Linked DNA regions of Mus musculus: region 1 is linked to region 2. The links are chromatin loops, found by intact Hi-C in ENCODE. Cell type or tissue: heart. All regions are shown on one strand. Each heading gives the region's core, and the rest is flanking DNA. Links, peaks and the distances in the headings are about the cores only. Region 1 overlaps Ankrd42 (ankyrin repeat domain 42). Region 2 holds the start of Ddias (DNA damage-induced apoptosis suppressor).

Region 1 (16,748 bases), core at 3,941-11,940, 240 kb after region 2:
ATTATTCAGAAAACTAAAGTGATTTGCTTTCTCTGGTTCACTGCTGTAGTCCATTTTTTACAGTTCTGTAATATAGTTGAAGGAATTTGACTTTTCAATAGGTTCCAGGAAGAAGGTACATTTCAGTAGCATACATGATGCGGTCCGGGCTGGAGATGTCAAGCAGCTGTCAGACATAGTGGAGCGTGGTGCCAACCTTAATGAAGTGGATGCTCTCCATCAGTTTACTCCTTTACATTGGGCAGCACATTCTGGAAGTTTAGAGGTAAGAATCTATAACTACTATTAAACTCAATAAGTTGTTGATTGTACTTTTATAAATTTAATATACAGGGATAAGACTTCACGCTTGGCACTCAAAATAATCTTTTCTGTTTTAATCTGTTATGTGAGTGCTCTTTAGTAGGGCTGTCTAGCAAATTATCCCAAAGCTTAGTGTTGTAAAGTGACTGACCGCTTTCAGTGCTTATGAGTGAGCTAAGAAACTGAATTGCAGGGACAGCTGGTCTTTGCTCCTTAGTGTCTGAGGTTCTGGTCAGAAGATTCAAAGGCGACAGCTGGAGGTATAGCTCAGTGGTAGCGCACCTACCTAGTGTACTATGAGAACCCAAATTCACTCTCCAGTACTGAAGAAAAATAGTGTGGTGAGGCCAACTCTCCTGAAGCCTCATTTACTCAGATATCTGGTGGTTGATGCTGGATATAGACTGAGTTCTTTATTTCCAAGTAGATGTTTTGGTAAGTTCTCTCTGCTGTGGGCTAGCTTGTGCTTCTTTACAGTATGGTGACTAGGTTCTAAAGACAAGCAAAGAAGCTAATATTTATTAGACTCACTTATGTTTTAAGCAGTTATTGCACATTGTTACATAATTCTTTTGACTGATATTGCACAGATAGCACATTCTATGTGTAACATCTCCACGTTTCATTTGTTCAACAATATGCTTTTGAGTTTAAGTCATGTGGTTTTATATATGTACTTTAGTCCATTGTTTCAGGCTTATTCTTAGTTTATTCTTAGAGTAATAGAGCTTACTCATTTTTCCATAATACTTGGTTGGTTCTGATTTTTAGTTTGCACAAACAGTGCTTAGTGAATGTGTTATACAGGTCTTATTTTGGGGGATGAAGGGTGCTGGAATTTCGTATGTTTCAAAGTTGTATGCTTACATTAGCTATTATCTTTCATTTGCCTATAGATTATAGTAGGTTTAGTCACAAGACTGTCTTCTCTATTCCTAACAAGTATACACATACTTTTTACTGTGAACATGACTGGAGGACTTGTTCTTTATTTTTGTCTACTCTGCTTCATGGAAGCAGATCTGGATCAGATAATCTCCCTGTGCCAATGTGGGCCTCAGTTGAAGTGGCCAGGAATTTTGACTTTGATGTGTCAGTGGCTCCATCTTGTGACGGAGAAATATATCTTGTTGTGCTCTGTGAGCGTGTAACTGTGGGTGGGTGGTGGCCTCTGTTTCCTTCTGTATCAAGAATCTGCATTCTGGGGGCCTAGCAAACACAGAAGTGGATGCTCACAGTCAGCTAATGGATGGATCACAGGGCTCCCAATGGAGGAGCTAGAGAAAGTACCCAAGGAGCTAAAGGGATCTTCAACCCTATAGGTGGAACAACATTATGAACTAACCAGTACCCCGGAGCTCTTGACTCTAGCTGCATATGTATCAAAAGATGGCCTAGTCGGCCATCACTGGAAAGAGAGGCCCATTGGACACGCAGACTTTGTGTGCCCCGGTACAGGGGAACGCCAGGGCCAAAGGGGGGGAGTGGGTGGGTAGGGGAGTGGGGGTGGGTGGGTAAGGGGGACTTTTGGTATAGCATTGGAAATGTAAATGAGCTAAATACCTAATAAAAAATGGAAAAAAAAAAAAAAAAAAAAGAATCTGCATTCTGGCAGATTTCTCATGCTTTGTGTTTGAGTTGTCACTAGTTCATCAACAGTAGAATTTTATCTCTCTTTTTTTCTTTATTTCTTCTTTCCTTCTTCTACTTTCTGGCTGATTTTAGGAAGAAGCAACAAAACAAAACAAAGCAAAAACAACTAAGCAAACAACAAAAACGCACCCCCCCCCCCAATCTGACTTTATTCTGCCATATTCAAACAAGATACCTTGTAGATTTATTCTCTCTCCTGGTACCCATTCAGCCTCATTGGTTACCTTCACTTACTCTTTAAAGTTTTAAAAAATTATTTTATTTATTTACATTTTAGACAGGGTCTCACTGTATAGCCCTGGCTTTTCTGGAACTCCCTTTGTAGATCAAGCTGGCCTCAGACTCAGAGATCTACCCTCTGCCTCTGCCTCCTAAGTGGTGAGATTAAAGTCGTGACTTCAGACTATTTCTGATGTTGGTTTTCCCAGGCTGTGGGCTACTGAGGCTGGGGTTTTTCTCTACAGTGTACCTGGGCCTAGCGTTATTGTTGTTTTTGGTTCACTTTCAAAAATTGTCCTTCTGATAGGAAACTGATACTATATTATCAAGTAGAACTGTTCTATGCAGCCAAGGGTATGAAGAGCTGTAGTCCCAGGCTACAAGCAAAAGCTCTGCCCTTTTCTAACTGAGATCCAGTAGATTTCCTTTGAATCTTATTTAAAACTGCTTTTATTTCTGTGTTTGTATATCAGTCTGTGATAATGTGTGTGTGTGGAGGTGCCTGAGGAGACCAGAAGAGGAGTCAGATCTCCTGGATCTAGAATCACAGGCAGTTGTGAGTTGCCTAGCATGGGAGCTGAGACATGAACTCAGGTCCTCTGGAAGAGCAGCCACTGGTCTTAACTGTTGAGCCATCTCACTAGCATCTCCTTTAAACTCTTTATTTACTTTTTATTTTTTAAAGAGATAGCTTGTGTTATAGTACAGGCTGACCTTGAATTCCTGTATAGCAGAAGATCTTTAACCTTGCTAAATGCTAGGATTATAGTTGTGCACCTACGCCTGTTGTGTACAACACTGGGCTCTAACTCAGGATGTTGAGTATGCTAGGCAACTCTACCAACTGAGCTACATCCCCAGATAAGATTCAGTAAATTTTCTTAAATATATGCTTTAGTGCCTTTGGTCAGTTTCCAGACTTAAAAAGGTCATTTTCACAGCATTGTTAATTTTTATTATTGATTATGTGAAGGGCTTGCCCAGTTCATTCTTCAACAGCTTCTGAAGCCCTCTAAATTTTTCTACTTTTTTTTTTTTAATGTGGTTGGTCTCAGTGTGTCTGTTCACTATACTCCCAAACTACTCAAGAAATCCTTTTTGCTTCAGGCTCCTGATCAGCTGAGAACTTAGGTATATGCTATACACCTACTATTTAATTTACATTTTAAAAATTAATTTAAAATATTTTACATATATGGAAGTTTTGCTTGCATATATGTCTGTGCATCATGTATATACCTAATGCTTTCAGAGGCCAGAAGAAGATGTCAAATCCTCTGGGACTGGAGTTATAGACAGTTGTAAGCGATCATGTGGGTACTGGGGATCTAACACCAGATCCCCAGAGCAGCCAATGCCCTTACCTGCTGAGACATTATTGATTGATTGATTGATTGAATGTATGAATGATTTTTTTAACAAAGGCAAATATGATTTAATGGAGAGCAAATAACACTTTTATTAGTTGCCCCAGTTGGACATTTGTGTGAAATGAATGTCAATCTCAACCCATACCAGGCTCCACATAAAATTTATCCAAAATATATCATAACTAAATGTAAAACTTGTAAGACTTATATTAAAAACAGGATAAGCCAGGTAGTGGTGGTGCACACCTTTAATCCCAGCAGAGTGAGTTCCAGGACAGCCAGGGCTACACAGAGAAACCCTGCCTTGAAAACAAAACAAAACAAAACAAAACAAAAACAAAACAGAACCAAAAAACAAAACAAAACAAAAAACCAGGATAAGATCTTTGTAAATCATATACTTGACTGAAAATCACAACCAATTTAAATAAGGAACATTTAAAACTGAACAGTAAAAAAAAAATGCACACATGGGCAAATGTCAGTGTTTTCTCAGAATGTGTTGACTGATGGCAATTGAGACGTGTGAGTTCAACAGCATTAGCTACTAGAGAAATGCAAATTAAGATTACAGCGAGAAACTACATATGCAGAAGAATAGTCCAAACAAGAATAAAACAGTTCCTAACATGGCATTGCTGGTAGAAGGAAAAATAAAATAGATACTCTAGCAGACATTTGAGTACTTTGTTATAATGTAAAACCAGACATTATATCTATGTAATAGCAGCTTCGTTACATAGTTATTCAAAAGAAAGGCTAAAGCAGCCCATGGGTGTTCATTATGGCTTTAATCTTCCTGAGCTAAACAAGTCTAACACATAGTAGTGTCTCTAGAAATGTTTATTGAGTAAATGAATGACTTGTGATAGTTAGGGAGGTAGAGCTCTTTAAAAATAGAAACGGGACCAGTAAGAGGGCTCAGCAGGTAAAGGTGCCTGTTGCCAATTCTGACGATTTGAGTTCAGTCCCTGGAACCTACATAAGAAAGAAATGGCTAGCTATCATCAGTTGTCCTTTTACGTCCATGTGATGGGTGTGGACTGTGAAGACAAAATAATGAATAAATGCAATAAAAAGACCTATAAAAAAAGAGAGTAGTGTCCACAGCATCCATGCTTACTTAAACATTTAAAACTTAAGAAAAAAATGTTTGTTGGTCATTAATTTTGGTGGCAGACAAGTGATGCCTAAATGGTAAGCCTTTTAACAAATTATAGGTTGTGATGTGAAACTGAGTCAAAGATAGTCAGTTCTTTTAAAAAGAAAGATGCTTCTTAGAGGTAGAACCTGCAAAGTTCAGCACTGCACTATAGTAACGCCGTCTGCAGCACAGACCTCCAGGTGCGGCACTACCGTGAGATTTGCGTTGGTTTAAACGCTTATGGTTTATTCATTGGCTGTTGCTTCTTTTTAAAAATCCCTGTTATATACCTGTTATATACGTTTTAAAGATACTATCTCAGTAACAGCATATGCTTTGATACAGAAGTTTCTGGATTCATTTGAAGATTTGTAGTAGAAGTTTGGCATTTAAGTAGTAGCTATGCATTCCCAGCTACTCAAGAAAGATGAGGCAGGGAATTATTTCAATCCATGATTCAAGGCCATCTGGGACAGCATTGCAAGACTGAAACTCTAAAAAAAAAAAAAAAAAAAAAAAGAAAAGAAAAGAAAAGGATTTGTTATATTTTTAATTAGGTACGTTAGTGTGTGTGTGTGTGTGTGTGTGTGTGTGTGTGTGTGTGTGTGTGTCCATGTGCCTGTGCCTGTGCATGCAGGTTGTGACCCAAGGCCAGAGAGGGTGTTGGAGTCCCCTGGAGCTAGAGTTAGAGGTGGTTGAGAGCTACTTGACCTTGGTGCTGGGAACTGGACTCCTGTCTCCAGGAGGAGCAGCAAGTACTCTTAACTGCTGAGCTTCTTTTCTAGCGCTTAAAGAGAAGACTAAAGTCAGGTAATAGGAATTGTGAGCTGGCAGCTCTTGAGGGAACTTGGCTTACAGGTTGGTTTTGTTTGGCATGAACACTATTAGCTAAGTGGTATCTTTATTGGACTGGCATTTATTTCACTCATAGCAAGGAATGCCAGTAATTTAGTATCAAGTGTACCTGGCAGACAAAGAATGTGGCTTCCAGTTTGCTATTGTTCTCATTACTTTTTCTTACTGACCCAACAGGGAAGCCAAATGTTGCTTGCTATGCCTCTGTGTTTGTGCACTTGATTTTCTCCCACTGGGCTTACAGTGGTCTGTTGTTTCTCATGCTACAGTGGAAATCTCATAACAGGATAAATCTAAAAGCTATAAAAATACTAAAAGCATCTGGTTTATTATTCTTTTAGTGCCTTCACTGGCTACTCTGGAGTGGTGCTGATGCCACACAGACAACTACAAGGGGATGGACAGCGGCTCACATAGCTGCAATCCGGGGTCAGGATGCCTGCTTACAGGTAAGGATTTCGGTTCTTGTTCAGTTACTTCACCATACCTCTGTTGGGGTATTGCCATTATTCTATGTCATCCAACTCTTGATCCATTTCTATGCTGTAAAGAAGGATTGGCTGATACCAGCTATCCACATAAATGATGTGGATAATTAATCTCTGAAGTAATCGGGTTGTTTTGAGTGATGTCATAGTCATGTCTGGAGCATCTTCTTTGTAGCTTGTTACTGTGGTGCAAATATTTGTGTTGTGTCAATGTAAGTGTTCAAATCTTAGCTCTCAAGGTGATGAGCGTTAACTCGAGAAGGTAGGCAATGAGCACAAAGAGAAAATACAGTAGTGACTGTAGGGGGAACTGAGTCAAGTGAAGCTGCACTGATACACATTGCCATTGTCCTGTTGCCATCGTTGTCCCCAATAAGCATTAGCTCAAGTTGCTCCCAGTGCCTTGATTTTCATTTTCTGCTCCACAGTCATATCTTTCCTCTTAGAATTTTTATATTGCTTATTTTGGTACTGTGCTATGTGCTTGCTTCTTATCAATGTCTTGTTTATCTATCCCTACAAATGTCCTGATTCCCTAGGTTGGTAAGATGATGGTTATTATTATTCTCAGTTTTCATTAGTTATTATTATTATTACCACTTTATGACTCTTAAAACACAGTAATTACTCAGTATATTATTTATGACTGTTATTGGCTGGTTAGATCAATCACAGTCATGAAGATTATTTTTTTTAAAACCCTAGGTAGGAGTAATCCTTTGCTAAGGTACTGGTTAATAAAGGCTAGTTAAAAAAGGAAATTCTGAATGAGGAAAAAGAGCTGACTAGGAAGGAGCCGGGGAGTAGCTGCACGATACAGCGCAGGGCTAGCACGGAAAGGTTCTTGTTCCCATCCTTGACACCAAATGAAAAAAAAAATCCCTAAAAGATCATTTGTTAAAATAGATTTTAATTTTTAGAGCTGTTGTAGGTTCAGCAAAACTGGGCAGAAGATACATAGATTCGAATTGCCAGATTAATTTCCCAGCCAGTGAATCTCTGGAGGGGGCTGCACATTCACCTGACATCAGAGTTCCCCCTGGGGTTCACTCTTGGTATTGTATGTACCATGCATTTGAACAAATTAAAACGATACCATCCTTGGCTTATTTGTTTATGTTAGTGATTTTCTCTTGCTGCATAGCCCAGGCTGGGCTTCAACTTGTGATCCTCCTGCTTTAGCATTCAGAGTTCTGGGATTATAGGCACCAATGTACCTAATGATCACTAATTTCTTTCAGTGCTCACTATTTTATTGTCTGGATGTTTGTTATCATTGCCTACTTATGCTCTGTTTGTTTCCAATCCTGACAAATGGATAAAGCTGATAAATAGTCATCTTATATTCTCATTGGACATGGTTTCAATTTTATTAGGTATTTTCCTAAATACTAAGAAGTGTATGGTTGCTGGATTATGGTAATGCATCCTATAGTTTATGACCTTAGTTACTCATTTGGATGAAAACATCTTAGACCATTGACTTGGAACTCAGCTAGCCAATTAAGGTCCCACAGGCAGTGTTATAGAAGACTTGAAAACTCTATAGGAATTACCTAAGGAATATATCATAGTTTGCCTGTGTTTTCATTCATAGTTTACCATCTATATTCATACACACTTTTTCCATTTCTCTATTTCTAGGCTCTTATAATCAATGGAGCCAACCTAGCAACTCAAGATGATCGTGGATGCACCCCACTACACCTTGCTGCTACTCATGGACACTCTTTTTCTTTACAAATAATGCTGCGAAGTGGAGTGGTGAGGGACCCTTCTTAATTAGTCGTGATGTGTGACCATGCCGATGGACTAGCGTTTGGTACTTTGCTTATCTCTTCCTGACCTTCAGAGTCCTTCCTGTGACTTTGGGGAAGTCATTTTTCCCTATGACTTTCCCACCTTTAAACATGGATGCAGCAATGGAGAAAAATCTCCCCTTGCCTTTCCCCACAATGAACAGTATAGAACAGGATAGAAAATAATAATTTCAGAGGGTCTGTGTTTGGCTTCCCAGAGCATAACTGGGAAGACTCTAAAGCTTTTAAACAAATATTCACCAGGTAAGTATGTCTTTATGAATTTGTGAGTATCTGCAGGATGCTTTAAAAAACTTTATTTCAGACACCAGTTTAGGAAGCTATTTATAACTCCAGAATTTAACTTGTTTATTTTAATGTTTGTTTATTTTTAAATTTATTAATCATCTTATTTGTTTATATTTCAAATGTTATCTCCTTCCCAGTCTCCCCTCCATTAAACCACCACCCCATTCCCCTTTTCTTTGTCTCTAAGAGGGTGCTCCCCCCCCCCCCCTCACTCCTGCCTCACCTCAATGGCATCCCCCTTCTCTGGGGCATCAAACCTCCATAGGACCAAGCACCTCCCTTCCCACTGACGATATGTAGCGGGGGCCATGGACTGACCCATGTATATTCTCTTTGGTTGGTGGTTCAGTCTCTGGCACCTCTGGGGGGCGGTCCGGTTAGTTGATACTGTTGTTCTTCCTAAGGGGTCATAATCCCCTTCATCTCCTTCAGTCCTTCCCCTAACTCTTCCATTGGGGTCCCTGGACTCAGTCCAATGATTGGCTGCAAGTGTGTCTGTCTTAGTCATGTTCTGGCAGAGCCTCTCAGAGGACATCCATACCAGGCTCCTGTATGCAAGGAAATCTTGGCATCAGCAATAGTGTTGGGCTTTGGTGCCTGTGGATGGAATGGATCACATGGTGGGGCAGTCTCTGGGTGGCCTTTCCTTCAGCCTCTGCTCCATTTTTGTCCCTGCATTTCCTTTAGGCAGGGATAATTCTGGGTTAAAAATTTTGAGATGTGTGGGTGGCCCCATCCCTCCCCTAGGTCCATGTCTATCTACTGGAGGTTGTCTCTTCAGGTTATATTTCCCTGCTGTTGGTATTTTGACTTATGTCATCCTCATTATGTCATGGGAGCCTCTCACATCCCTGGCATCTGGGACTTTCTAATGGTTCTCTAAGTTCCCCACCCCCACTGCTACTTATTTCTATTCTTTCTCCCAGCCCTCCAGACTTTCATTCTCCTGGCCCACTGAACTTCTCTTCTGTCTCTTTCCCTACCTGGTCCTGCCCCAACTTCTTTCCTCCTCCTCTTCTCTCCCACCTAGGTCCCTACCTCACTCTGCCTCCCATGATTATTTTGTTCCCCCTTCTAAGTGGGTTTCATTTTGGCCTTCTTTCTTGTTAAGCTTCTGTGAGTTGTATTGTGGGTATTCTGAGATTTTGGGCTAATATCCACTTATCAGTGAGTGCATACCATGTGTTTTCTTTTGTGATTGGGTTACCTCACTCAGGATGATATTTTCTAGTTCCATCCATTTGCCTGCAAAGTTCGTGAAGTCATTTTTAGTCATCTTTTTTTTTTAAGATTTATGTATTTATTTATTTATTTTTATGTATGTGAGTACAGTGTAGCTTACAGATGGTTGTGAGCCTTCATGTGGTTGTTGGGAATTGAATTATTTTAGGACCTTTGCTCACCCTGCTTCAACTCCGCTTGCTTAGTTCCTGCTTGCTCCAGCCCAAAGATTTATTTATTATTATTCCTAAATACACTGTAGCTGTCTTCAGATGCACAGAAGAGGGTGTCAGATCTCATTATGGGTGGATTTGAACTCAGGACCTTCAGAAGAGCAGTCAGTGCTCTTACCCGCTGAGCCATCTTGCCAGCCCGTGAAATAGTTTTTAATAGCTGAGTAGTATTTGACTGTGTAAATATACCACATTTTCTGTATCCATTCTTCCATTGAGGGACATCTGGGTTGTTTCCAGCTTCTGGAATGTTCTAGGCTGCTATAAAGATAGTGGAGCATGTGTCCGTGTTATATGTTGGAGCATCTTTTGGGTATATGCCCAGTAGTGGTATAGCTGGGTCTTCAGGTAGAACTATTTCCAATTTTCTGAGGAACCGCCAGTAATATTTCCAAAGTGGTTGTACCAGCTTGCAATCCAACCAGCAATGGAGGAGTGTTCCTCTTTCTCCACATTCTCGCCAGCATCTGCTGTCACCTGAGTTTTTGATCTTAGCAACTCTGATTGGTGTAAGGTGGAATCTTAGGGTTGTTTTGATTTGTGTTTCCCTGATGACTAAGGATGAACATTTCTTTTTTTTTTTTTTTTTTTTTTTTTTTTTTTTTTTTTAGGATGAACATTTCTTTAGGTGCTTGTCAGCCATTCGAGATTCTTCAGTTGAGAATTCTTTGTTTAGCTCCATACCCCATTTTAAAATTGGGTTATTTGGTTTTCTGGAGTATTCCTGAGTTCTTTGTATATTTTGGATATTAGCCCTCTATCGGATGTAGGGTTGGGAAAGATCTTTTCCCAATCTATAGGTTGCTGTTTTGTCCTATTGACAGTGTCCTTTGCCTTACAGGAGCCTTTCAGTTTTATGAGGTCTGATTAGTCAATTGTTGATCTTAGAGTCTGAGTCATTGGTGTTCTGTTCAGGAAGTTTTCCCCCGTGCCAATGTGTTCAAGGCTCTTTCCCACTTTCTCTTCTATTAGATTCAGTGTATGTGGTTTTATGTGGAGGTCCTTGATCTACTTGGACTTGAGCTTTGTACAAGGAGATAAAAATGGACCAATTCACATTCTTCTACATGCAGATCTCTAGTTAAACCAACACCATTTGTTGAAAATACTGTCTTTTTTTCCACTGTATGGTTTTGGCTTTGTCAAAGATCAAGTGACCATAGGTGTGTGGGTTCATTTCTGGGTCTTCAATTCTATTCCATTGATCTACCTGTCTGTTGCTGTACTAGTAACATGCAGTTTTTTGTTTTTTTTTTTTTTTTTTTTTTTGTTTTTTTTTAAATCACAATTGCTCTGTAGTACAGCTTGAGGTCAGGCATGGTGATTCCCCCAGAAGTTCTTTTATTGTTGAAACATTGTTTTTGCCATCCTGGGTTTTTTGTTATTCCAGATGATGTTGAGAATTGCTCTTTTTATCTCTATGAAGAATTGAGTTGGAATTTTGAAGGGGTGCATTGAATCTGTAGATTGCTTTCGACAAGATAGTCATTTTGACTATATTAATCCTGCCAATCCATGAGCATGGGAGATCTTTCCATCTTCTAAGATCTTCTTTGATTTCTTTCTTCAGAGACTTGAAGTTCTTTTCATACAGATCTTTCAATTGCTTGGTTAGAGTCACCAAGATAGTTTATATTATTTGTGACTATTGTGAAGGGTGTTGTTTCCCTAATTTCTTTCTCAGCCCATTTATCCTTTCAGCAGAGGAAGGCTACAATTTGTTTGAGTTAATATACTATTTTATCATCTTCAAATAGTGATATCTTCACTTCTTCCTTTCCAATTTGTATCCCTTTGATCTCCTTTTGTTGTCTAATAGCTCTGGCTAGAACTTCTAGTACTATATTGAATAAATAGAGAGTAGGCAGCCTTGTCTAGTCCCTGATTTTTGTGGGATTGAGTCAAGTTTCTCTCCATTTAATTTGATGTTGGTTGTTGGTTTGCTGTAAATTGCTTTTATTAAGTTTAGCTATGTGCCTTGAATTCCTGATCTTTTCAAGACTTTTAACATGAAGGGCTGTTGTATTTTGTCAAAGGATTTTTCAGCATCTAATGAGATGATCATGTGATTTTTAATTTAAGTTTTGGTTTGGTTTTTTGAGACGGTATTTCTCTGGATAGCCCTGGCTGTCCTGGAACTCTTTGTAGACCAGGCTGACTTTGAACTCAACATAGGTCCACCTCCCTGCCCCTGCCTCCCGAGTGCTGGGATTAAAGGCGTGCACCAACAGGCCCTGAAGTAATTTTCTTTTTAAAAGACTGTTTTATAACAATTCACTGAAAACTTCATTGTTAATGTGTTCAGATCAATGGGTGTGGCAAATTTTTTAGTATATTAAATCTTTGCTGTATAATTTTAAGATTGCTATACATTTAAGCTTCTAAAGCTTCTAATTTTCAATTGCAGAATTATCTAGATTTACCATTTTCCTTACCAATGGCAGGAAACTGAGTCCATTTTGAAACCGAGCGAATTTTACTTGTAGGATCCCAGCGTGACTGACAAGAGAGAGTGGAAACCTGTGCATTATGCATCTTTTCATGGGCGGCTTGGTTGCTTGCAACTTCTTGTCAAATGGGGATGTGGCATCGAAGACGTGGACTACAATGGAAACCTCCCGGGTATTGAACTAAAGCAAATATTGTAGTTTTCATTGATAAAATATTTAAATGCTTGAGCATATTTAAGAAACATAACTCTCCCACCATTCTGTAATTTCTTCACAGAGCTAAAATAGCAGATAAGCTGATGTGACCTGCTTACTATCACGCCCGTGTTATATACCCTTCATGAATTTTTTCGTGAGCCATCTCAGCAGTTGAGAAACTGGTTTCTCCTTTTCTTTTGCTTCTGCCTCTTCCTCCTTCCTCAGTATTCTGGTGAGATTCAGCTAAGGGCTTATATATACAGGTAAATTAGGTACCTGGGTACTGGCCAGCATCCCCAGTTTTTAATTCCTACCTCTCTGACACACAGGCAACTATTTCACTGTTTAGGTATCTAGAGGTCATGTGTGTATGAGCTGGTTTGTTATTGCAGTTTCAGTTTAATTTGAAATAAACTGGCTAGTTGCCACGTAGTTTGTAAGTAATGTACCTTGTATATAAAGTATTGAAATGCAAAAGACAGATCAATCATAGTAAGATTGGATTCTTGAAGGCTGGAGAGATGGCTTTTTTTTTTTTTTTTTTGGCTCTTCCAGAGGATCTTAGTTTAATTCCCAGGACTTATATTAGTTGGTTTACAACTGCCTGTAACTCTAACTCCAGGGGATCGGATACTCTTCTGGACTCTGTGAAGTCACTTGTACTTAATTGTATACACACACATGCACACCACATCACAAGACTTAAAACAAAAGAACCTTGAATTACGCACTTCTATGAGGGGAAAATTTAGGCAAATAATGTGGACGAGTCTGATCCAGTTCCTTTGCTGTTTAGAATCTCTCTGGATCCCTGTAGATTCTTGGTATTCTGGATACTGTAGTCTCCCTCTGCCTCTTGTCTGTCTTCTGTACCTTTGCACTAACTACTATATGGGACAGCTGGCCTTCTTTCTGAAGTATATGTTTAGCATTCTTTTTGTGCAGATTTGTTGGTTGGTATGAATGCATTTTTTAAATATATGAGAGTAATTATAGTTTGCTCTAATCCTTTTTAAACTTATTCTTTTGTTAGATTCGCTCTGTGTGTGTGTGTATTCATGTGTGAGTATGTGTGTTGCTTGAGATTGAGTTTAGAGCCTAGATGTGATATCTACCACTGAGTTACATTCTATCCCCACCACATATTTAAAGTATAATGTATGTATGGAAAAGTATTCAGTTATATGCATATGCTCTGCATTTTCATACATGAATGCATCTCTGGAACCATCAAGCTTAACTAATATCTATTGCTTGAACCCAGAAACTTGTTTCACATTCCCTTTCCTGTTACCTTCTACCTTCCATAATTAATCTCTGACTTTTGGCTTATAAATCAGTCCCCCCTAGTTTTGAACTGCATGGAATAAAATAATATATTATTACTCCAAGTGACAGGCTTGTCTTTTCCAAAGTAGGTGTACCAATTTTACTTCATAGTGTATTTAAGGGTTTCCCATGCAGCCGGGTGTGGTGGTGTGTGCTTCCAGTTACAGCACTTGAAAGGTAAGGGAGGCGTAAGTGTTGGAAAACTCCATGGGCTGAATAGTGAGATCAAGGGATCTCAGTAGATCTGGGATCTACAGGAATTTCTCTCTTATGCAGAATTTAGATTTATGTGTCTATGGTACTAAATATGTAATGCAGTATAAACACAGAGGGGCTGGAGACATGACTCAGCAGTTGAGAGCACTTCTGCTCTTATAGCAGACCTTGGTTTATGTCTCAGCACCCGTGTTGTACAGCTCACAACTGCCTGAACTCCAGATGGACATATGTACACAGAGACATGCACACATACAAAGAAGGTTTTAAATCATAAAAATGCAGATTGAAATATAATTTTAAACATATGATTAAGGCAATATATATTAAGATATGGGGGTTGTGGGGATTGGGACAACAAGAAAGGGAAATGGAAGAGTGATTATCAGCAGTTTACAATAATACTATGAAGATATCATAGTGAAATCCATTATTTTAGTGCTAACTAAAAATCGTACAGAAGGTTATATGAGAATCTGGAAGAAACCACTGGAGTAGCTCCCATTTTATTAACCCAGAAACTAGTTGTTTTATGTTTAGTAATTTCGTTGAGTTATTGGGTCTCTTGCTGGTTTTACTTTGTATTTTTGCTCATGACTACTGCTAGGGCACATCGTTTTATATCTTTATGTTGAATGGCTACTTGTTAGTTTCTGTTGTGACATACCAGTTCAGACATCCTTCCTATATTCTGGTTCTTCTTCAAGAGTTGTAAGGGTTCTTCATAGAGTTTGGATGCAAGCCTTGAACTACATACATTGCACATACCTCTTCCTTTCTATAGACTGCTGTTTTACTCTGGAGACATCTTTTATTTAATACAAGTTTACTTTTAATGTAGTTCAGTTTAATAATATCTTCTCATTGTGGTTGGTACTTTTTATATTTGATTCAAAAATGCTTCCACTTTCTGTGATCATAGATACATTTCTTTATCTTTGAGAAATTCACTATTTTACATTTATGTTTATATCTTTAACCTACTCAGAATTAACTTTTTTATGTGCTATACAAGGTCACAGTGAGTGTTCTTTCAAGTATGTCTGATCATATTTTGTTGGGCTTTTTTTTGCTGTTTTCTCATTAAAAAGATCAAACTTGGTTTTTAAATATGTATACTTGTTACAATGGTATAATATAGGGAATGAAAATTCCTGAGTGACTAGAGACACTCCTAAAAACTTTTTGTGAAGCAGATTTGGGGTTTAATAAAAGTCTTTTAATAGTGATCTAAGCATGAAAGGAAAAAGAGAGATGCCTAGAGAGACACATCACATATCAAGAGTATGTGCTCTGAGAGAGAGTTGCCCTCTCAAGACACTAATTTGGTATATAGTTATTGAATACAATCCATGTGTCTATGTGTTAGAGGTAACTAAGCAGAAGGTACAAAGTCTTTGTTTTCATGTAGTAGTAAGTGGAAAGAAATAATCATCAAAATGAACGATCCAAACAGACAAAGTTATATAGCGATGCATGTTCGGGTAAATATAGCAAAGGGGAGAAGAGGATAGTAGAGGAATAAAATTTAACAGAGTATCATGGTCAGGAAATCCTTTATTGAGAAAGTGATTGTTGGTGGACATCAAAGGAACTGCCTTGTGTCTAGTCGAGAAAGAGGTGATAAGGCATGTGCTGCTGTGGTTGGCATAGCAACAAATAAGTGTGACTGGGACAGCATAACAGATGATGAAGTTGCAGATGGACCAAGAGCAAGTAAGAGGGTTTGAACACTCATGACCTGAGCAGACTTATGCCTTAGCCTGTGATTTTCAACCTGTGGGTCAAGACCCTCTTAGCACCTCTAACTCCATTACATTACAATTCATAACAGTAGCAACATTCCAGTTATGAAGTAGAAACAAAAATAATGTTTATGGTTGGGGAGGGTCACTAGAACATGAGGAGCTGTATTAAAGGGTTGCAGCTTTAGGAAGGCTGAGAACCACTGCCTTTATAGGATCATTTTGGCTGCCTGGCATGCTCAGCACCTTGGGTTTAATCTCCAGTGCCTGGGGAAAGGAAAACACAAGTGCAGGGTTTAACTACTGTTGGGTTCTGCTATTTATGGTGGTGTAGAATGGAAGAAGTGAGGAGACAGGACGGAATTCACTCATGTATATTCTGAGGGAGACCTAGGAGTTTCTGATGTAGTCATGTGGGGAAGGACAGAGGTAATCAAACCTGGACAGCATAGGAAGGAGACAGTTTCCTAGTAGTAAAGATGCGGAGGATGATGTCAGGACAATTTGAGGGAAGAGCTTTGTTTTGTTATATTAACCTAGAAATCTGTGAGATCTACAAGAATATGTTATGAACAAGCCATTAGCAGGGTTATTTTCAGGGGGAACCTTTTGGTAGGACTACAGAATGGCCCAGCATGGAATAGTATGTGCTAGCAAACTAGCCTCTGGACTTAAGGACCACCTTGCTTTCCTTTAATCACACACAGATTGCCCATTTGGACTTTTTCTTAATAATCCCACTCCACCCACAAAGTTCTGGCTTCTGGCTGCCTTTCAGTCTGGTCTCATACTTTCAAGGGTTCTTTGAAGTTTTTTGTCTGTTCATCCCATTCTTGTTTGTTTGTTTTGGTTCTTTATAGCTTAGCCCGGCAGTGGTGGCACACGCCTTTAATCCCAGCACTTGGGAGGCAGAGGCAGGCGGATTTCTGAGTTCAAGGCCAGCCTGGTCTACAGAGTGAGTTCCAGGACAGCCAGAGCTGTACAGAGAAACCCTGTCTCGAAAAACCAAAAAAAAAAAAAAAAAAATGCATTTTGCTATTTTACTTTCAAGGATTTAGTGTGCAAATTGTGAATTTGCTAATGTGTGCTTAGTATGCAGTCTTTTTCCTTTTGAGGCAGGGTCTTGCTATGTAACCAGTGATGACTTTGCAATTGTACTCTTGCCTACGCCTCTCAGATGGTGGGACTGCAGTCCTGTGCCTGCATGACTGGCTAT
Region 2 (16,748 bases), core at 3,754-11,753:
CTGCTTACCTTCTGTTCGAAGTAAAGAACTGAGTATTTACGGGCTACAGCAGGGTCGGGTGTGGGACTGGCTGACAAATGCGGGCTGCCGAGGGTCTTTAGCCTAGGCGGGATGGTTGTGGCGGCCCCGAGTAATAGGAAAGACAGGAGCAGGAGAGCCCGGCAGCCCATGGCTGGGGATGGCAGCCACAGTGTGGGCGACTAAAGAAAGAGAGCCACCAGCAGAAGCGCAAAGACTAAGCCGGGCCCAGCTCGTAGCTCCGCCCGCTGCAGACCAGCTCCTCCCCCGGGAAACCTAAAACCAGGCAGCTCCTGGCCCCAAAGGCGTTGCCTCCACACTTGCCACTCGCCATCCTCCTTCTCCCCGCCCACCTCCACTGAGGTCACACTCTACGTCGGCCTTTACTACGCAGGGTTTTGCCCCATCCTTATCTATGGCTCCCCAAGCCCTATCGCTACCCTAGGTTATGCCATATCCCCGCCTTTATTGCCACCATCACACTGTCCCCGCAACCTCAGTCCCACGTAACACCCCAGCTCTCCGCAAATCCCTTATAATGGCACGGGGCGGGAGGAGGAGGGAGGGAGAGTGAGTCTATTGTCACCAGGCATGACGGCACACACGTGACCCACACTCAACCAGAACAGCAACCTTCCAGACGGAGTTGGACTCTCCCCTCTACTTAGGTGAGGAAACAAGTACAGGGACTCGATGCTGGGCCCCTCAAGTAGCAGGAAATGGAGCGAGGTTCACAGATCGCTCTGCCCCCTTCCTTGTAGGCCGTTCGGGCTCTTCGCCTCTGTTGTTCCCGCCTAAGCAGCCCCACCGGTGTTCAGTTCTCGGGTCACCCCCATCGTCCGCATTGCCCGCACGACCCGTCCCTCCTGTGGCCGCTGGGTGTTGCGCGCAGACTAAGCCTTCTCTAAGCCTCGGTAATCCATCCATGCTCCGCGATGGCGACTCCCTCTACAACAGCGCCCCCTCCTGTCCAGCCCGCGGCGCCAACTTTCATCCGCTCCCACGCCCTCGGCGTCCGTCTGAAGCCACTCCTTCCCACGCCTCGAGCCTTCCCGGCTTCCCTCGCACTTCGCCGAGAGAACTACCGCTCCACCAGTCGATGAAGAACGACCCTCGAAACCCACAGCTACCCCTAGCTTTACAAGAAGGGTCGCTTGCCCGGGGGTGGGTGGTGGGGTGGGGACACGCCCTGCAGGGCGTTTTCTGATTGGCTCTCCTGAAAGTCCGTCAAGACGGTCCTTCCGGCGGAAGAGGACGCGGGAGATTCGATTGCTGGCGTTTGGAGAGCGGCGGACCGAGCGGCCGGAGGGCGGAGCGGTTGCCCGGGCTTGTCTGTGTCCTTTGCCTCAGGTGAGACGCTGAAAAAAGGAGTTCTTGGGGGGCTCTAGGTGGAGAGACTCCTGACGAGGCGCTGTAACCTTGCACTCCGTATGGATTGATTTCAGGACTTCTGGCCGTAAACGCCGGCTACGAGGTTAAACGGGAAAGTCAATACTTTTCATGTTCCTTGGCGAAGGTTTATCAGCACTTTACTGTTGCTGCGGATCCCCAAAAACCCAGAAAGGAAAGGGCTCGACTTTCAACGGGGGCATAAAACTATGTCAGCAGGTTACTGTGCTAGGTGCTGGCAAAGATGGTTTGTTTTATTTTTTTCAGATGACTTTGACTGCCCAGAGAAAGTATTTTACTGAGTAATGTACGCAGTCCAGAAATTGAAAGGTTTCTATTTTCCCTGCTCTCACGAACCCACACCTGAGATCCAAATCCAACTCCCCACTGAACACTGCCACTACCATAATCTAACCTGTGACAGCTGCATGCAGTGACAGTAGTAGCCTCCAAGACCAGGCAGATGGGTGAAAAATTCTTTACCTAGATACTCACCACTTGTTTTAGAAGCTTCTGTTTGTCCCGATATTTTTAAGTTCAAAATCTGTAACTTAGGTTAAAAGCTCTTTGGCCTTGCTTGCCTCTCTAACTTCAGTTCTAGACCCTGTCATACCCCCCACACACACACACACACACACACACATATACCCTCTCAGTGTGGGAGGTGAAACCCAGGATATCACACACACACTCTGTTCATGACATACTGAATTATCCCGAACCCCAGATTACCTTGTGTGTTCCTCAAAAGCACCACCCTCTCAACCTCCCAAACTTCTTTTTATCCCACCACACCTAAGGCATGTTCTGACTCGTTAGTAATTGCTTAGTTTGTAAAGCCGTTCTGGTTTGTTTTGCTTTATGTTTTATGTGTGTGAGTTAAGATAACAGGATTTTTTTTTGTTGTTTTTTTGTTTTGTTTGTTTTGGTTTTTTGTTGTTGTTGTTGTTGTTGTTGTTTTTTGAGACAGGGTTTTTCTGTATAGCCCTGGCTCTCTTGGAACTCACTTTGTAGACCAGGCTGGCCTCGAACTCAGAAATCTGCCTGCCTCTGCCTCCTGAGTTCTGGGATTAAAGGTGAGTGCCACCACACCCGGCTCCAAGATAACAGGATTCTATACCCAAAACTGACCTTGAACTCCCTCTATCATCCTCTATTTCCCAATTGCTAGATTTATAGGTATGTCAAGGCTGGCTTCTTGACCTTGCAAAAAATGGGATCACTGAGCACTCTGTCATTTTTTTATTCGCTCCTCAGATAAAATTTTAAGTGCCTCCATTATGCCAAGAAGGGCCAGGTTTTGGATGACTTCAACTAACAATAGAGACTGCTGTCCTAGGGTAAGTACCCCACCCCCACCCCCTTTTTTTTGGATAGGATTAAACCGAATAGCAAAGTTGAGTATGGAGACCTGTATGAATAAGCTTAGCACTCGGGAGGCCAAGTCATGAGAATCTCTAGTTTGAAGCCAGCCTGAGATTCAAAGAGACCTAAGGGCAACAGAGGAAAATCTTACCTTTAAAAAGATGGGTCTAGAAATCGCCATGGATCAGGAAAGTGCCCTGTAAAGAGTTGATACTAAATTGGTGACTGTGACTTGGCTAGGAAAGGGAGGGAGGGGAGGGAGGAGTCCCAGTTATCTAGCCACCATGGGGTTGCTTTGGTGTGGTTTTTGAGACAGGGTCTCTTTATGTATCCTTGGCTGGCCTCAAACTCACAGAGATCATCCTGCCTCTGCCTCCTGAGTGTGGAATTAAAGGCTTAGACCACTATTTCCAGCTTTGTTTTTTTTTATTTTTGAGAAAGAACTGGAAGTTGGGTGCATAGGAAGATGGGGAGGGGGAAATATAAAATATATTGTATGAAATTCTAGAAGAATAAATATTAAAAAGGAGTAAGCTGGGCAGGAAGCAGAGGCAGGTGGATCTCTGAGTTCAAGACCATCCCATACAGTGAGTTCTAAGATAGTCAGAACTTTATATAGAAAGATGATATCTCAAAAAAGGGAGGGGATGGGGGGATAAAAATGTTGGATATGACATGGCGTGTGGAGGGAGAGTTTTAGGTATCTGGCCATATGGCTAGTTAGAAATAGTATGACTTACTAAAATTGAGAGGATTTTGTGACAAGAAGGACTTAACAGGATTCAATTTTTGTTACTTATTAAACTTTGAATTTGTGAGACTTCTAAATACAGTTGACTCTCCTGTAAGAAGTGACATTATGGAAGTCTTTGCATTGTTTCATAGATACACATTGATGACTAGAACACGTTATCAGCCTGAACCACAACTAACTTCCTGGCTTGTCTGTTATTGTTTTACCTCAAATGCTCCCTTCTCCATGTCTGTCAGAAATACCCCAGAAATGATACCAAACATGGAAAAGCTGTTGTGTGTGCCAACGCTTTCCTAGTTAACGTTTCAACAGGAGTGTTCTACAATATTTCCCCTCTGCTGTCAATGTTGTTTCTGCCTTTCGTGCATATCCCCCAGCAGCCTGAGAGCTCTTTCTTAGGGACCTCCATCAGGTAGCCCTGATCCTTGACTATGCCTCAAGAAAAGACTGAGCAAAGTTGATTACTAAGTATTTAGATAGAGTCATCTAGGAAAAGGAAAGAACTACAATTCCAAGACATGGTGTGGGCTTCGTGAGATGTTGAGATCTGTTTACAGCGTCTTGCTCTGCATGACCCTGTGGCTGATTTACATTAGCCCAAGGAAGTAATTTATGAGGCTTTTGTAATTCCAACTGTAAGGTGGTCTTATGAGGTGCACTGCTTAGATTTGGGGGTGTAAAAAAGGTGCAATCGTGATAAAACTCTAAAATCCTAGCTCGAAGTAAGTCTGTAGAACATATATTTACATAGTCAACTTAGGTTTATCAGTTGCTTTGGAGTTTCTGAACTCAGTAAAAAAGGCAAACTAGATCCCAAGGTGAGGGGCTTCTTCACCTTCTCATGTCCCCACAGTTTTTCCTTTCTTTCCTGCCTCAATGCCCTCAATGACAGAGAGAAGATGATGCTCTACTTATTCATTGATTGACCCTATAGCCCATCACTAAGTACCTTTCTGTTTACAGTTACGTCAGCTCTTATACTAGAACATAAATCTAGTGACTAGGACAGAACTGTGTCTTCCTGTCATTGACTCATATACAGCGACAGTTGCCATTTAGCAGCTCTGTAATATATTACAGTATGTAGATATATTGAGCTTATCAAGTTGGAACACGTTTTGTTGGCCAATAATACTATACCATCATCCTTCCCAACAAAACAAAAAGAATCAAAAATTACAAGGCAGGCCAAATGTGAAGTTGTTCTCAGGTCTATAATGTTTTCCCAATTTTAGTACTTACTCAGATCTGGTACTTTTAGCTGTCAAACACACAATCACTCCATTCCATGTGTGTATGTATCTGAGTGTGTGTATATGTGTGTGTGTATATATATATGTGTGAGTGTGTGTGTGTATATATGTGTGTGTGTGTGTGTGTGTGTGTATGTATGTATATATATTACATTTATCATGAAGGAAGCATGATTAGACAGAGAAGAACAAACTCCTGACTGATTACTATATTATTGTCCTTCATTCAATGAACGAAGTGTCTTTTTACCATGTAGGTTAGCCAGGTAAAACACCAATTAAAAATAATAAACTGACCTCTTTCATTTCGGTTCTTAAGTAACTTACCTGTAAGTTACAGTGTTTTGTTTTGTTTTTTAACATACAGACTTGAACCACTAGAGGGCAATAAACCCTTAAATAAAAGACAACAACCAATCTTAAAATGTAGCAATTCGTTATTGCTATTATTAATTTAAAAATTAATTCCAAAATACCATGCTTATATTAAGTTTTTCTTGTATTGGTGATATATATATATATAATCAGATCTGTAATTCCACCTACTTGGAAGCTGAGTTAGGAGGGTCACAAATTCCAGCCCAGCCTTGGGAAACTTAGAAGACATCTCAAAAGGTTGAAACTGTAGCTCAGTGGTAAAATGCTTGCCTAGTAAGGATGAGGTCCAGGGTTCAGTCCCTAGTACTTGAAGGGAAAACATATGTACAACACAGCGTCTCAGTTAAATTATAAATCAACCCATCTTAAGTATCTATGTAATAAAATTTATAAATAATCTTTTGATGAGGAGAGGAAAAGGTTTATTTGGCTTGTTCATTACAGAGGGAGGCTAAGGCAGGAACCTAGAAGCAGGAACTAAAATAGAGACTATGGAGGAACACTGCTTACTATTTGGCTTCAGACTCATACTTCTCTTTTCCTTATTTTGGGGTGTGTGTGTGTGTGTGTGTGTGTGTGTGTGTGTGTGGTGGTGGTGGTGGTGGTGGTGGTGGTGGTGGTATTGTGTTCTTTCCTCTGGTTTGAAGACAAGGTTTTTCTTTGTAGCCCTAGTATTCATAGAACTTGCTCTGTAGACCAGGCTGGTCATGAACTCACTGAGATCCACCTGCCTCTACCTCCCAAGAGCCTGGATTAAAGCTGTGTGCCCGCATTCCCTGGTGCTCAGCTACTTTTCTTAAACAGCAGAGGCCTACCTGCCAAGAGGTGGTACAACCCACAGTGCATCAAGAGTAATTTTGGATGTCCACATAGAATATAGAATTCTGTATTGAACCCCCTAAATATTGGCCCACAATATAATGACAATGTTCAACCTAACCTAGTGGGCGTGGGAGACAGCTCAGTGGGTATCACTGCTTGTTGTATAGGCCTGAGGACCTGCAGAGCTACAGCAGCTAAGTAAAATCTGGGCATGGCTGTATGCGTGTGTGCAACCCTAGTGCTGGGATCGACAGTTCTGAGCTATACATTAGAAATATGGAATCGGTGGAAAGGAGCAAACAAATGTGAAGCATTTAGTAAGGCAGAAGCAAGAAGCAATCCCTTCCTGTGCTCCCGTAAATTACTAGGACATAAATACCAAGGAAAGGCAATCAAATGAGAAAAGGGGTCTGGAGAAATGGCTCAGTGGTTTAGAGCGCTGACTGCTTTTCCTGAGGATGCATGTTCAGTTCCTAGCACCCACATGGCTGAACTATCAGAGGCTTCCTCCATGAAGTCTCATCAACATGGTTGCCAAGACAAGACTTGAATCTGAGCTGTTAGCACGAATGATGGGTTTTTGGTGGACCCCTTTTCCTTATAAATTATATTTTAAACTACTTCATTTTCCTAGGTGGCAAGCAAGTCTAAGAATATATGGATGTGTTTGGCAAAACTTTGTAACTTAATCATGTATACCTAAGGTCTCAAAACAATAATAAAGGATTAGGGTTTTCTTTCTTTCTTTTTTTTTTTCCAAGACAGGCTTTCTCTGCATAAACCAAGCTGGCCTCGAACTCAGAAATTCGCCTGCCTCTGCCTCCCAAGTGTTGGGATTAAAGGCGTGAGCCTTGGATTAGCGTTTTCTATACTCCCTTTCTGAATATAGATAGGTGGTCTATATGTTTAACTTATATCTATTAACAAGTTTTCATTTTTAAGCCTTGATGGGAACTTTTTTTAATTGAAAACTTTTTTTCTTACAGTGTAGTCTGATCATGGTTTCCCCTCCTCCATCTCCCAGATTTTTCCGTGTTCTCCACCCATCCAACATACCTTTTTCTCTCTTTAGAAAACAAACAAGCCCAGAGGCCTAGGCTAAAACCAAATACTACTGTTCTAAATAATGATAATAACAACAGCTAGTAAATGACTCCTGTTGCCATTCTGCTACTGTCTGATCAGTACCTTGTTCAACTATCCCCAGAGAAGCTTCCTCCTGTATCTGATGGGAAGAGAACCCCACAGCCAGATAGGTATGCAGGGAATGAGAAACCTAGGAACACTCAGCCATACTCAGCCAGATGTTGCCATCAAATCCCTCCCCGCAGGGCTCAAGGAACCTGGTGGAAGAGGAAGCAGAAAGAATGTGAGAGGCAGAGGGGATGGAGGACTAATCAACAAGGTCAAGTCACAAGGTACATGTGAACTCAGAGGCTAAGAAAGCATATACAGGGGTACAGAGGCCCTTTGTTTATATGTTATGACTTCTAGTGTAGGGTTTACAAACCAATATGAGACAAAAATACTGACTTCATGTTGTGTTAACTATCTATTGCTGGGTATGGGATCTACCCTTAAGTGTAGCTTATATACCTAGCCAGACATCACTAGAAAAAGCGATGGGAAAAATCTTATTTTCGTGGAAATACTATGTCTTGACACAGGAATTTTTTTTTTCACTTCAGTTGTTACCTCCTTCCTGGTCCACCCTCCCACAGTTCCTCATCCCATTCCCACCTACTCCCCCACCACCCACCCCAGCCCCCAATCCAAGAGGATGTCCCCACCCCTTCACACTCCCCGGGGCCTCAACTGTCTCTACTAAGACATGACCAGGCAGGCTTCTGCTGTATGTGTTGACACGGGATTTGTAGAAATCTTTTACAGCTAACACATTTCTGTTAATGATCCTTGAAAAGCTATGCCTAACTGAATTTTACTCTGTCCGAATTTACTGATTCCAGTCTCAGAAACAGATCAGACATTTTTCCAAATTGATATAACTCTCTGAAAAAACATAAACTTCTTTTTGAAAGCATTTATTTTATGCTGTGTATAAGTTAATCGTTGAGGGGAAAATGGTAAGTCAATGTACAATTTAAAGAATTAAAAATGAAATTATAAAGAGTATTGCTTTTATATCTTTGACATGCTTATATAAACAAGGATTGTAAAACAAACAAAAACAACAGAAAACACCCTGACCTCTTAGACTAGGTAGCGTTCTTATTTGCTAAATGTCTTCTTTCTCTCTTCAAACTGTAAAACTCTACTCAGTGAAATCTACTAAAGCAGTTTTCAGTTACTGTCCCAAATACTTTAAGCTCCTCAGGATCCCATGAGTTCAAGGCCAACCTGGACAAAAAATTTGGAGAACTCCCAAAATCACAGCGGGGAGGAAGAAAGAAATTGGTTCATGGAAAATCCTTCCCATTAAAATTGTAACCACAACTTCTGTATCTTTTGTAAAAGGATGGGAACAAGCTAAGTGATTTCTCTACTAAATTACTAGAACAGACTGGTTGCTCAGAAATAAACATTCGGTTTTTCAGTACTTGATTACCATGTGTGTGTCCTGATTTAATCCCCAGTACAGAAAAGAAAAGCCAGTATTCTGACACTGCCTTCACTGATAACAAAACAAAAGATAATATTGACTGATTGCTTTTCATAAGAATTATATTCAGAAATATGAACTTCCAGCTGTAGGTTAGGAGAAGTTGATGATCTTTTAAACACTAAAAATGTCCACTAGGAGGCGTGGGAGAATGCTAGTCATGTGTGATTTAACATTTGCATTGAACCTCATGCTTGTTTTCTCTTGTAGGACAAAGTATAGACACATGAATAAAAGACGGAAATTCCTTTTTGCCTCAGTACTTGCTGTCCAGAATTGGAATTTTATATATCCATCATGTCAAAGGTGCTTCTCTAAGATAATCCTTGAGTCCAAAAGGTAAAAGTACAAATTGTTTAAGTAGACACTTTCTGTGACTCAGAGCAAATGCACACTAAATTCTCCAGACCAGAATATCAGATTCTCTTGGAAAATTTCAAGGTTGGGTCTTCTGTTAGTCTTAGAATAGAATTGAGGAGTAATTTAATTTCTAGAGGAAAGTTTTAAGAGTATTTGTGTGTGTGTGTGTGTGTGTGTGTGTGTGTGTGTGTGTATAAACTTAGTCACTGTCACCGTGCTTATTAGTACATATACAAAATGCTTGGAACCAGACATGTTTCAAACTCCAGAACTTTGAGATTTAAGAATATTTGCATAGACTTTGTTGGTTATTGAATATCCCAGATCTAAACGTGAAATAAAAATGCTGCAGAATGAATGTATGTTTGTTCATTAGTGAATGGTTGTCTGCATTTCAGGCTGTTCTGGAATTTGCAGCTCTGGTATGGTAACCCTGGTTTCAAAGCCTACAGCGTTTTAAGTCATGTCAGTGCTCCTGAAACTTTTGCAAGTACTCTGAAATTCAGAATTTTACATCAGATATGTTCAAATTCTAGTAATCTGTTGTACCGTGATAAAATCATTGTAGCCAAATACAATTGAGAGCCAAATACACACACACACAAAACATATATATACCACCTATCTTTGTAGAGTAAAAGTGAAAAGTTAGGTTTGGAGTTCTTTGTTAACTTTGTGTCTGGACATAAGATTAAGATGGTAGTAATGCCTAATAATATTTAAATAAAAGTAGTGAGCTATTAATTTTCACTAGTCATTTATTTGTCCAGATAGAATTGAATGGGGCATAGGGAGTAGTCAGGAGCCTTTCTTAAAAACACTATGGAAGTCTTGAGTTCATGCTGTATAAGAGTAAAGTTAAGTTGCTAACATCTACTAATGGTATGACACTGGGCAAGAGCTATAGATTCTGTGAGTATAATTACATATTTGTAAGGTTGAATAATAATATCTACAGTATGGAATAACTATATAGAAAAAACATACAGAAATCTAGTACAATACATGACATATATGAGGACTTCTAAAATGGCACCCATTTTTGCTGAAAATCTTTTAAAAGTATACTTTTCCTCTTTTAGTAAGTCATGATGGGTAACATTATTCAGTGGAGCCAGAATGCTTGAGTTTGATATGACCCCTGACCCCTTTTGTTTGGATGGTGAGAGATTAAGTAAGATAAGGTCTTACTCAGTGACCTAGGTTGGCCTGACACCGTATATCCCAAGGTAACCTCAGACTTGTAGCAGTCCTTCTATCTAAGCATCTCAAGTAGGGAGAATATAAACATTGGCCATCATAGCCACAACCATCTCAGGTATAGCTATGTAAGCATGCCCAAATCACTTACATAATTTGAACCTAAAACTGGACCAAAAATATCTACCTCTTGGAATTTTTATTTGGATCAGGGAGGTTAATATACATAACATACACAGAACATTTGTGTAATATCAGTAACATAGATGTAATATGCAGATGTAAAATATTCTTTAAACCTTGCTATATTCCAAGTGAGCTAGAGTATCATTTTTCTGTTTATTTTCTGTCTGGATAACCTGCCCATTGATAAAAGTAGAATGTTGAAGTCTTTCACTATTAAGGTGTGAGATTCCATGTGTGATTTAACCTTTAGTAATGTTTCTTTTACAAATGTGGATGCCCTTGCCCTTGGGTTATAGATGTTCAAAATTCAGACATCATCTTGGTGGATGAGTATGAAGTTTTTCCTTTGAGTATGAAGTGTCTTTTTCTATCTCTTTTGATTAATTTTGGTTGAAAGACTATTTTATTACATATTAGAATGGTCACTCCAGTTTGCTTGATAGGTCCATTTGCTTGGAAAACCTTTTCCCAGCCTTTTACTCTGAGGTAATGTCTATCTGAGGTGTGTTTCTTGTATGCAGCAGAATGATGGTGTGTGGTTTTGCTGGTATAGAGTTATTTATTTCCTCTGTTTTCTTAGGTGTCATTAGGCTAGAGATTTCCTTCTAGTATCTTCGTATGGCTGGATTTGTGGATAGATATTGTTTAAAAGATTTTTTGGGTATAGTAATCTAGGCTGACATCTGTGGTCTCTTAGAGGCTTGAAGACATCTGCCCAAGCCCTCTGGCTTTTAGAGTCTCTGTTGGGAAATCAGGTGTAATTCTGATGGGTCTGCCTTTATGTATTACTTGGCTTTTTCCCCTTGCAGCTTTTAATATCTTTCTTTGTTTGTACAGTTAGTGTTTGAATTGCTATGTGGCAGGAGAAGTGTTTTCTCTGGTCCAATCTATTTGATGTTCTGTAAGCTTCTTGTCTGATTCTAGGCATTTTTCTTTAGGTTGGGAATATTATATGATTATGTTACAAATATTTTCTGAGCCTTGGAACTCGAGTCTTCTTCTGGTCCTGTTCTCTTTACATGTGATCTTTCCTAGTATCTCAGATTTCTTGGATGTTTTGTGTCATGAAATTTTTAGATTTAACATTTTCTTTGGCTGATGTATTAATTTCCTCAATTGAATATTCTATGCCTGAGATTCTCTTCGATCTCTTGTGTTCGATTGGTGAGGGTTGTGTCTGTAGTTCTCTTCCCTAGGTTTTCCATCTCTAGGATTCCCTCAGTTTGTGTTTTCTTTATTGCTACCATTACCATTTTCAGGTCTTGGACAGTTTCATTCATTGCTTAACCTGTGTGATTGTATTTTCTTGTATTTCTTTAAGGGATTTATTCATTTCCTCTTTAAAGGCCTCTATCATCTTTATAAGATTGGATTTAAGTCATTTTCTTGTGTTTTGGCTCTGTATGGATATCCAGGGTTTGTAGTAAGAAAGCTGGGCTCTGGTGGTGCCACATTGCCCTGGCTTGTGTTTTTCGAATGGTCATTAGCCATCTGGTTGTCCCTGGTGTTGACTAGATGTTCCTCTTGCCAGCAATACTCCTGGGAGGCAGGCAAAGCTGATGGCAGGAGGATAGAGCTCAGGGGACAGCATCCACAGCCATAGGATTGGCAAGGAAGATGTTTCTGCGGCCTGGCAGTCCTCAAGAAGGCAGGCAGAGCTGTGGGCCAGACAATAGAGCTGGGGGTACACCTCATAACTCCAATTACCATGTGTTTAAAGGGCCAGTGTTCTAGAACATAAAAAATAAAGGTAACAATTATAAGATGTTGCAAACTAAAGTAGGAAAATACCACCTAGGCCTATAGCTCAGTGGTGAAGAAGCCTAGCATACAAATAAGTAGAAGTTATAATAATTACAGCAATAAGAGGGAGACAAACACATTAGTGTTCACTTAATTTTTTGTCTATTTTTGACTTACCTCTGTATTGGATTTTACATGCAAGGTCCTCAAGATTTTAGACATTAGTAACGATTCCAAGACCAAGCAGTATAAAAATTAGATTTACACCTGATGTGTATTTTAAACTACCCTTTGGCTATAATTGGATGTTATCTTGAAAACAAGTTTTATTATATGCTTTTGAAGTCTAGTTTTTTATCATCCAATATTCTTAACATATCCTGATTAATTAGAGTAACTTTTGGGAGTTGGAGAGGTCATAACTCTGGCCCCAGGACATCTGATACCTCTGCTTTCAAGGGGCACCTGTATTCACATGCCCAATACAGGTACAGGCACATGCACATAGTGCAAAATAAATCTTTTCAAAACTTAATTCTTTTCACGACTTTAAGAAAAATATAAATCAATTCTTGGTGTTCAACTATTTCAAGGTTATTCTTCTGTTATACTGTTTCCCATCGCTTCTTAGCAGTTTGGTATGTTTCTTCCAGTTGGGTATTACGTAAGTCTGTAAATAAGTTCATTAACCTAGGTCTAGTAGTGCGTGACTGTACCCCATCCTCCTGGGGGGAGCGGGTGAAGGACCTCAAGAGTTCCAAGCTGACCCTGGCTCCGTAATAGTGGGTTTCGTGCATGGCAAACAACGCCCTATCTCAGGAGGGAGAAAGAAGAGTGTTAGTTATAAAGAATTGACGAATTGAACTTAACTAGGAATATTTTTACAAACTGTTGTAAATTTGGACAACTCTATGCTTTCTCTCCCACTGTCTAGGTTTACTTGTCCCAAATGTGGCTCTTCTGGTGACACTGGAAGTACCAATTACAGATACAAACTGTCCTTGAAAGTGGCAGAATCCAGCAAACTATTTTTCATTACTGTATTTGGGAGCTGCTTAGATACATTTTTTGGACTTACGGCCACTGGTTTACACAGGTAAGAATCTTTAAAAGTGTTTTTTTAACCTGACTGCTTGTCCATCATGCTAATAGTAAAATACAAGTATTGAGGGTATTTGTCATTTACTAAAAAGAAACCCTTTATCTCAGGCCATCAGTTTCCTTAAAAGATATCTACTGGGAAAGAAAGTTTAATCAAAAATATATAATCACGTTTTAAGTTGGAAGTAACTATTCTGCAATTCAAACATGAAACACTCTCATCCAGGTGGGACACTGCAGATTCATCCCTTAGTGTGACCTCATCACAGCCTTGACACTTGAAGAATCCAGACAACTGAAATAGTTTCTCACTGTCAACCTTCTTCCCTCTTCACCTGCTCATTTTCCAGAAGAACTGTTCGCTCATATCATTGGACATTAGGACATTAGGGCAAACTGCAGGAAAGGGACAGCGGAAGGACCACAAAGACCACTCCCACCACAGTTGCTTTTACTTTCCCTTAGTATAATTGTGGGCTCTGAAGATTAAATAAGTAAGCATCTACTTTGGGGGGTCGTGGGGGACTAAAGGCAAACTTCCCATGTGCTCGTCCACACTAAGCTTCCTCCCCAGACTTTGCAGGCATCTGTTCACATTTGATGCACTGGGTTTAGGAGGCTTAAATATTTTTCTCCCTTTGTGCTGCAGGAACCTGGTAGGAACAAATTGCAATGGTCATACTTTTATTTTTTTTCTCTGCATGTAACTAACAAGGTTCATGACATATTTGAAAATAGCGGTGTCTTCTGATTTTACTGCAAGGTAAAATTTCAAAGCTTACCACTTTATTTTCTTTCAAAGGTACCTTGAAGATTCTATTAAAAACCTAGAAACCCTGGACAGTGGTAGAACTCAGAGCCTACTGACCACAGCAGTAGAAAAGTGTTTTGTTGGACAAAGCTTTGTATTTGGAGTAACGGTAATTGAAGCATCTTTCTTTTGAATGTCCTATGTACTGAAATGATTGTAATTTCCTACGTTGTTTTTAGATGTTACATAGAGAGTAAAGCCTATAGAAGCACTTAAAACTGTAAAAATAGTTTACATGTGATCTATTTAAACATTACAGGTTATAACTCCCTATTTCAAAAGCCAAAGAAGTTTAATTCAGTGCTTTCAGAGCTTTAAAAGGGGGAATTTATTATGAATTAGAAAAACTATTAGATATTTCATTTTAGATTATTACTTTATTTTACTCTAAATTCTATACAAATTATCTAATATCTGTGTCTTCTATAAAAGGATAGAAACAACCTTAAAGGTGAATATCTGAAGTTGTTTAAAAACATTAAAAATAGATTAAAGCCTGCTGTGGTGATGCACATTTTTACTCCCAGCACTCCGGAGGCAAAGCTGGTTGGATCTAAGTTCAAGGCCAGCCTAATCCACAGAGCAAATTCTAGGCCAGTCGGGGCTACATAATAAGGGCCTGTCAAAAAGAATAAATTCAGAAGAATGTTCTTAAATTAAATACATAACATTAGAAAGTTTTAAAATGTACTAACTCTGAAGGAGTAGTAACAAACTGATCTAAACTAAAAAGTTCAAGTGGAAATTAGATTATACTCTAAACGGGGTGTAAATATAGCACTACCAAATGAGCACTAAGGAAAACCCAAAGACAAAGATAAACCAAGAGCTAAGGAACTTTACTTTGTTGAAATATTACATAATTTAGTTCCCCTTTTCTGTGCTTTCTTTTACAAATATACTAGTACCATCATTTATAACAGAATGACTACTGTTTGCTAAGTTTTGTGTGATTGTATTATTGTTAATCAAATAATCTTTATTTCATAAATGAGACAAATAAGGTATGGAGGAGTTAGGAAACATATCTAGGACCCCAATGTTCCTAGTAACTTTGAAAGAAGGATTTGAAGTCTCTGCCTAAGTTCATAGTTTTGATATATGCTACTCTTTCTTAATCTTTAAATTCCCATTTCCTCCTTGAGCTAAGAGAAAGTTACTTTGTTTTCATTTAAATTCATTTGCTTCTTTTATAGAATTTTGGAGATGTATGTGGACATGATTCAGATTCCAGTAACTTTCAGCAGCCTTGCTGTAAGCTCAGAGGAGAAGTCAGGACACTTGTAGCTTCCCAGATTATTCTGCCTAGCCCACATGTTAAAGGATTTACAGTCATTGCCTATTTGCATCCGCTTTTACACAAGAAACCTCACTGTGGCTCCCAGGAACATAGCAGCCAGTCACTCACTTCAGATGACTCAGACAGTGATCTTAACAACATACAGGGCTCTGGGAATACATCCTGGTTTTCAGAGTCTAGTGTCGGAGAGGATTTTTTCAGATTCTGGGAGCCATCTCTTGAACTGACTTCTTCTGACTCACAAGTAACATCTAGTGATGACTTTCCAGCATCAAAACAAATCATGGCCAGTGGTACTCCTAACCAAAACAGACACTGCATCTCCGTTTCCGAGGTCACTAGTTCTAAGAACTGCCATGATTCCCTTCAGAGTTTATGGAGCCTTCATTCTTGTATGGACAAGAATAATACAACAGGAAAGTTGGGTGAAGAATTAGGCTTACCGAGTCCAGTTTGCAACAGTTGCCATGAAAGTAGATTGTCTGACTCTCATTTTTTCCCTTCACAAATGCAAGAACCCTTCGAGGAACATAATTTAGAATGCTATAGTAAAGCAGGAAAAGATGATTATTCCCAGTATGATATCGCATGTTACCAGCATTATGAAGTAAATACTACCCCCATCCTTCAACAGAGGTCTTCTGCATTTTCATTGTCATCACTGAAACCCGAAGAAACAGCGAATCCTTCCCAGAACTCTGACTCCTTGATTTGGGATGATCTACCACTCTCTGAAAGTCTGAACAAGTTTCTAGCAGTTGTTGAAAGTGAGGTTGCTGTAACTGAGATAGATGCTAAGAACAGAAAACAGGGTATGGATAAAAGCATTGATAAATGTCACAAAAACTACAGCAGATTATCACTGACTCCATGGAAAAATACTAGACCCTTAAATACATCATCTTTCAGCTTAAGATCATCACAAGCAATGATGAAAGAAGACTCTGGGAAAGAGGCCCTCTTTTCCAACTGTAAGTCTAATGCAAGTCCTCACATTCAGAAAGAATCGAAAGCAGACAAGACAGAAGCGGCTGTCTCCATAGCCGGTAGTAGAAGTGATATCTCTGAGGATTTTCTACCAGATACTTGCTCATCAGCACTGTTTACATCTTCAAAAGATAGGGAAGCCTTCATTACCCAAAAGAGGACTAGTGGGGTCTTGCAACAAAAGAATGAAATTTCATGCAGGCCCAGTACCTCAATAAGTGACTGTTCTGATCTCAGGAGCAGATATTTTACTGGATGTGGACAAAAATTACATTCAGGAACAAAAGGAAAATTGGCAATACAAAACTGTTCTAAAAAATACAGCGATGCTTCTGATCTTCACAAATTAGAAAATAAGCATAGATGGCCAAAAAAGGAAGATGACAATTTCACAATATGCAGAAAACTCACATATCCTTTAGAGACCCTTTGCAGTAGCCCAGAAAGTATAAATACATCGA

Evidence for each region. Peaks named below come from ENCODE experiments on the same cell type or tissue, not always from the same donor. Only the 100,000 strongest peaks of a DNase experiment are listed, where the experiment ranks them.
Region 1: a loop joins it to region 2, with 6 times the contacts of the local background. A loop is called at or near these places in 30 of 42 quality-filtered maps.

Annotation. Positions count from the first base shown.
Region 1 is chr7:92,615,016-92,631,763 of GRCm38, reverse strand. It overlaps Ankrd42 (ankyrin repeat domain 42), which reads left to right. Exons shown (of 12, transcript NM_028665.4): 2 at 102-265; 3 at 5,886-5,993; 4 at 7,677-7,796; 5 at 12,081-12,216. Among named protein-coding and RNA genes, the nearest start is that of Ankrd42, 14 kb to the left of the region's middle. In heart, for the core only: a CTCF peak has its summit at 7,071; no DNase peak of the experiment used is centred there.
Region 2 is chr7:92,858,761-92,875,508 of GRCm38, reverse strand. Ddias (DNA damage-induced apoptosis suppressor) reads left to right here and starts at 1,262. Exons shown (of 6, transcript NM_001355126.1): 1 at 1,262-1,368; 2 at 2,665-2,747; 3 at 8,810-8,938; 4 at 13,023-13,184; 5 at 13,992-14,109; 6 at 15,197-16,748. The coding sequence starts at 8,826. Prcp (prolylcarboxypeptidase (angiotensinase C)) reads right to left here and starts at 256. Exons shown (of 9, transcript NM_028243.3): 1 at 9-256. The coding sequence starts at 170. In heart, for the core only: CTCF peaks have their summits at 5,150 (motif pointing right) and 8,738 (motif pointing right); no DNase peak of the experiment used is centred there.